Linked DNA regions of Homo sapiens: region 1 is linked to region 2. A link is a contact called in ENCODE Hi-C or POLR2A ChIA-PET data. All regions are on one chromosome and are shown on one strand. The core of a region is the stretch at or near the end of the contact, and the rest is flanking DNA. Distances in the headings are between cores, read along the strand shown.

What was found. A loop is a pair of places that touch in the nucleus more often than their neighbours do. ChIA-PET counts read pairs that join two places held with the same protein, here RNA polymerase II (POLR2A).
Region 1: a map of tibial artery shows a loop between it and region 2 (15-fold over the local background). The contact joins the promoter of ZFAND6 here to the promoter of TSPAN3 in region 2. A Hi-C loop is called at or near these places in 1 of 168 maps with a recorded cell type or tissue (tibial artery). POLR2A ChIA-PET finds 5 or more read pairs at or near these places in 1 of 52 experiments (naive thymus-derived CD8-positive, alpha-beta T cell).

What each region holds. Positions count from the first base shown.
Region 1 is chr15:80,058,012-80,061,021 of GRCh38, reverse strand. ZFAND6 (zinc finger AN1-type containing 6) reads right to left here and starts at 1,346. Exons shown (of 7, transcript NM_019006.4): 1 at 1,213-1,346. RefSeq lists silencers at 774-1,643, 1,340-1,668.
Region 2 is chr15:77,069,773-77,072,472 of GRCh38, reverse strand. TSPAN3 (tetraspanin 3) reads left to right here and starts at 1,364. Exons shown (of 7, transcript NM_005724.6): 1 at 1,364-1,581. The coding sequence starts at 1,519. RefSeq lists an enhancer at 998-1,057 and a silencer at 1,198-1,897.

The DNA of each region.
Region 1 (3,010 bases), core at 97-2,596, 3.0 Mb before region 2:
TTTTACACTTTTAAAAAATCAAATTCCGATTTCGGTTTGAAAGAGGAATTTAATCCTGTTTCTCGGAGCTTCAAAATCATTAATTCTGCCCGGCTTTTTTTTGAGACGGAGTCTCCCTCTGTCGCCAGGCTGGAGTGCAGTAGCGCGATCTTGGTTCACTGCAACCTCCGCCTCCCGGGTTCAAGCGATGCTCCTGCCTCAGCCTCCCAGTAGCTGGGACTACCGGCGCCCGCCACCACACCCAGCTAATTTTTGTATTTTTAGTAAAGACAGGGTTTCACCATGTTGGCCAGGATGGTCTCGATCTCCTGACCTCGTGATTAGTCCGCGTCGGCCTCCCAAAGTGCTGGGATTACAGGCGTTGAGTCACCGCGCGTGGCCAATTCTGCCCAGTTTTTATGGCCCAACAACTTAATATAAATTATCTTTAGGTAACCCCAAGGTCCTAACTTCCTCACAACTGGTTACAACTTCCGAGATGTGAAGGTAAATCATAGCGTCCCAACTGTGTAGGATAGTTAGCACGTGACTTAAAAACCAAGTTAAAAAGATTTCAAACACAATATTCTTTCATACTTTTTTAGGTAGCTAAAACTTAAATATAACTATTTCAAAAAAGCAGACAAAAAATTTAGAATCCTAAGCAAGCTAAACCCAAGCAGGAAAAAAAGAGACCAATTCCCTTCCCGGTGCCAGTCAGGAGTTGGAGACACCGGGCTGCCTCCGGCTGGTTTCTGAAAAACGCCGCAGGTGGAAAAACATCCCGAAGAGGACCTGAGACTCGGAGGAGGCGGGGAACTGACGCGCCCCAGTGTGCCCGGGGCCCTTCCGACCCCCGCCAGCCAACCGCTCGCAACCCGCTCGGGGCGGCGCGCGTCGCGGCCTCCGCGGCCCTGAAGAACTGAGGCTCCCGACCCCAGCGCGACCACCCTGACAGGAAGCGGCCCCCGGCCGCGGGCGCCCGCGCGCCGTCTGAGGTGAACCCGCCGATCTCCGGCCCCCACCCCCGGAGCCGGGAGTCCTCGCCCTCTCGCCCGCGGCCCCCGCGGGCCCACCACCTGCTGCGCCGGCCGGCCGCCCTCCGCTTCCGGCTCTCGGGCGCCGGGAGGGGCCGGGGGCGGGCCTCGCCTAGCTGCAGCCGGGTGGGGGAAGGGAGCAGGCGGGGGAGGGGCAGCGCCGGGCAAGCCGGGCCCCGCGGGCCGCGCTCCTCACCTGGCGGCGGGTCTCTCCGCCTGACACGCTGCGCGCCGCCGCCGGTAGCCGCCGGTGAATGGGTACAGGTAATGCCGCCGAACCCCTGCTTGCTCCGGCTCCGCCACCGCCGGCCCCTCCGTCCGCTGTTTATTAAACTTTTCTGTTTGGTTGTTCGGCCTATGACGCGACCGCGGAGGAGAGCCACTGGATTGGCCGGCTCCCGCGGCTGACGCGCGGGCCCCGCCCGCCCGCTAATTATTACCGGCGCGGGCGGGGCCGCAGGCCGGAGGAGGCGGGGAGAGGCGGGGTCAAGGCTCGGAGCGCACGGCAATTGGCCGGAGGCAGGAAAAGAGGCGGGGCGGAGCGAAAGGAGATGCTCCTCCGCCTTCTGCACCTCCAGTGTCCCTTGCTCCACTGCCCTCTCTGGGGCGCTTCCCGCCGCGGTTTCTCTACCTCCAATAGCTACGGGAAGGCGATTAAGAGGTGCCGCGGAGACTTTAAGGGCTTGGTTATGTAGGTTCAGGTACCTTTGCCACCTCGCAGGGAATGGCGTGTCCCTGTCTTGGACTGAGGCACCAAAAAGAGTTGCACTCCACCTGCCACTTGTGCAGGAAGGAATTCTGAGCTTCTGTCTTCCCATGCAGGCCGGCGCCTCAGTCTGCAAGCGCAAAGTCCGAGCTCAGGGCGCATACTGGAAAGCAGTTCTCTGCCCTGTCCTGAACTGGGACTTGGAAATAGAAGCAAGACGAGAAGCGTGCATGCACACGTGTGCAATACATACATGCACAGGCACAAGCACCCCCAGTTCCAGCCTGTTCCAAAAGCACGGGGTCAGTTCCCACCTGCGTGGTGCACGCTGGGCTGCTGCGCTGGAACTAGGGGTGATAGGCAGAATGGCTCCCCCTGAAGTTTTTCAGCCTTCGTTCGGGCTCACGAGCATCACGAGCAGGAAGTACGTGACACTTTAGTTCGAGGTCATTCAATCCTATTGTGAATGAGGAGTTCCGTTAGGGCATCCAGGTAGGCGAGCCCAGTCCTGAGAATCCTCTTTATTTTAAATGTTGGTATTTTGTTATTCATGGATTTTTTTTTTGCATTAATTTTAATTTTAAAAAATAAAAATGTTATTCATCTTGATCACTTAGTTTTTTGGTGCTCCCTTAAATGTTGTGCCTGAAGTGAGTACCTGTTGAGCATTTAGCAACACAGAAGTCACCTTGGGGAGTACAGTTTAAGTGGAGGACAAAAGCCTGATTGGAATGGTAATAAAACCTACTTGTTAGGCTATTTGTGGGGGTTAAATAACATAATATGTGTGAAAGAGCTTCTTGAACTAGCAAGGTTATGCGTCAAGTCTTACGGATTTTGTCTTAAATGTATTTTTCTTCCGATTCTTGTCCAGTTTATCGTTGTATTAACTCCAGCACCTAACCCAGTTGGATTTTCATATGCAGTTATTATGAATTTGCAGAAATTGGGTTTACATGACCTTTACTGCTTTCCTTTGTTCCAGATTCGTTCTGGGAGATTGAGAGATTATAGTATTGCATTGTGACGTGGAATGCAGACAGACCACTGTCACTTACTAGCTTTGTGCTCTTAAGAAAATTGTGTGAAATGGGAACGAAAACCTACCACAAAGGATTGTTATGAGGGTTAAAAGATACTGCATTTCTATTCACCCAGTAAATGCTATATGCCGACTCTCTGCCAGCCTGTGCTGTAGGTGCTGGAGACAGCATTAAGAAAGATGAAGGCCCTTCTCTCATTGACTTACACAGGGGAAGAGAGGGAGCAGAAACAATAAACAGTATAC
Region 2 (2,700 bases), core at 115-2,614:
GTGATCATGTTCCGGTCTCTGGGCCTTTGTCCTTGCTGCTCTCATCTTTGGGCTGTTCCCCTCACCTCCCTTGGGTCCCCTCCAATGTTCTCTCCTCAGAGAGGACTCCTCTCATCACTCTATTCCTTTCCTCTGAATTGTTTCCTAACACTACCTCATGTCATATACCCACTTGCCCGTTTGTTTATGGTCTGCCTCCTCTGCCCGAACGAATGTAAGCCATGGAAGGAAGGATACGTCTTGCTCACAGTGGAATATCCACCACCGACAACAGTGAGGCCCAGAGGGGACACGCGGCAAGTTTGATGAGTGAATAAATGGCTGTTGCTGCTGCTTGGTGTAAATGCACAGGATGCTGAGATTAACAGGTACTTCTGAGAGTGCCTGGGAAAGGTGATGAGTGGGGGAGATTGCATGAGAGCGAGCTGATAAAGACCAGTAAATGGAAATCCTTACGGGCGCGGTCAAGGAGGGAGTGCAGGATTATAATGGCAGGAAAGACAGCAAACAGAGGCAGTTTATTGTGTGACTGATGATGTGTTTTTTGCACTAGACCACTTACTATGTGTGGCTCTGGGCGAACTTCTTAACCTTTCTAAGCCTCAATTACCCGATCAGTAAAATGAGGCTGATAACCATAGTGCCTTCCATCCAGGGTTGTGGTGGGGGTTAAATGAACTAATGGAGCCTGGCACCGGGTGAGCACCCAATAATTAATTGCTATGACGGATTCAAGATTGGGGGAAGAATGTGAAATGTTGCAATGCAAAGAGATGTTTCTGTAATCGTTGCGAATCTTGGTCCAAAACTTACTACCCTGGAATAGAACTTGTTCCCAACCACTCACCCACACAAACATGTCTCTGCCTTGCTAACGCCATCACCAGCCTTTTCTCCTCTCTGACTCTTCTGAGGTCTAGCCCAGCGCCTGGTACAATAAGTTTCTCCATAAGTATTTGTTGTTTTTCTTTGCACTTCTCACCAACAGTGCTGCCAAGATTTTAACCTGGTCAGGAGAATCTGGTCAGGCAGAGATTAGTGTCTCCAACCTTCCTAGGGGAGAATGGGCTAGGTAGAAAGATAGCACTCAGAGGGCTCTGAATCATCTATAAGGGTGGCATAGTCATAGGAGGAGAGTGGGTTTGGTCCACCAGAACCTCCCTAGGGAGCCATCTGCGTCCAAGGGCGGCCAGAGGCCAAGAAAAGGCGCTGAGGCCTTGGCTCCTTTAAGAGGCGTGGCCTCACTGCAGCCTCCGCAGAGGCGATTGGCTGAAGCTACCGGCCGCGTGGGGCGGGACTCGGTTGCCAGGGAGCGGCGCGGGAGCCCTGAGGGGACTGCGGCGGCTGCGCGGAGGAGCGAGGCACTTGCTGGGGTCGGGGCTGCGCGACGGCGCAGGGGCTGCGGGGAGCGCCGCGCAGGCCGTGCAGTTCCTAGCGAGGAGGCGCCGCCGCCATTGCCGCTCTCTCGGTGAGCGCAGCCCCGCTCTCCGGGCCGGGCCTTCGCGGGCCACCGGCGCCATGGGCCAGTGCGGCATCACCTCCTCCAAGACCGTGCTGGTCTTTCTCAACCTCATCTTCTGGGTGAGCGGGGCCGGGCAGAGCGAGGGGCCGGCGGCGGGGCCGGGCGAGGCCGCGGCGGAGGCGCCCGTGGGGGCCGGGCTTGGGCCTGGGCGGGCGCGCGGGGGCCGCGCGCGGGCCCTCAGGCGGCTGAGGCGAGGGGAGGGCCGGGTGTGAGGCCGCTTCGCGAGGTCCCTGCCGGACCAAGCCGGGAGCCTGGGCGCGGAGGACAGCGAGGGGAGGCCTTCAGGGACTCCACGGCCTCCAGCCGGCGCCTCCGCGCTCGGCCCACGCGGGCTGGCTCCGTGCCAGGCGCCCCAGTCTCCCCCCCCCGGAGTCGCCGGCTGGACGGAGAGCGCTTATTGCAGACTGTAGCAGGACGTCGGGCTCGAAATAGGATCTTCGCCAGAGGCTCAGGTTCCGCGCTCTTTGTCGGGGCCTCGCAGACGAGTGGCCGTCCCGAGGCGGGCAGATCCGCGGGGACGCTGCGGAGCCGGGGCGGGGGTTCCACTTAACGCCCTTTGTGTGTGGAGAACCGGCTGACTGTCACCAGCCCAGAAAATGAAGGGTTTCAACTCGAGGAGCCAAATAATCCATTGACCAAGAACATCGGTCTATTTGTTTTGGTCATGGGGGTGACCAAACTGTGAGATTATAACTCTTGGTTAAATATATGATGGAGATGTCACAAGATTTTGAAAGTGATGAGTTCACTTTCAATAAAAGGTGGCTTATGAATTTTTAAGGGGTACACCCTCTTTGAAAGGAATGTTTATGTCATCTTAGTTTGGGTCCTTATCTCATCAGGGACTTTTATAGTAACCTAAGTTGTTCCTATCCGTCTCTCCACCCTCCAGCCCATCTGGACTTTGCACCCGGATAAATCTTTTAAAACGTTTCCTCTATCACATCACTTGATCTGAAAATAAGGAAAACAGAAGCTTCAGCGGTAGAATAAGGTTCAACTCCTTCCCCTGGTCTTGGAGCAGAAGTCCTCAGTCTGGTCCCAAATCACCTTGCCTCTCTGAACTTGTCATTTCCTTAAACACTTGAGTGCCCTGGACAGATTGCTCTGTCCACAGTCGCCAGAGCACTCCTTGAACATTCCGGTTAACCATACTGTGCCTCTTCCTCCTCCCCATT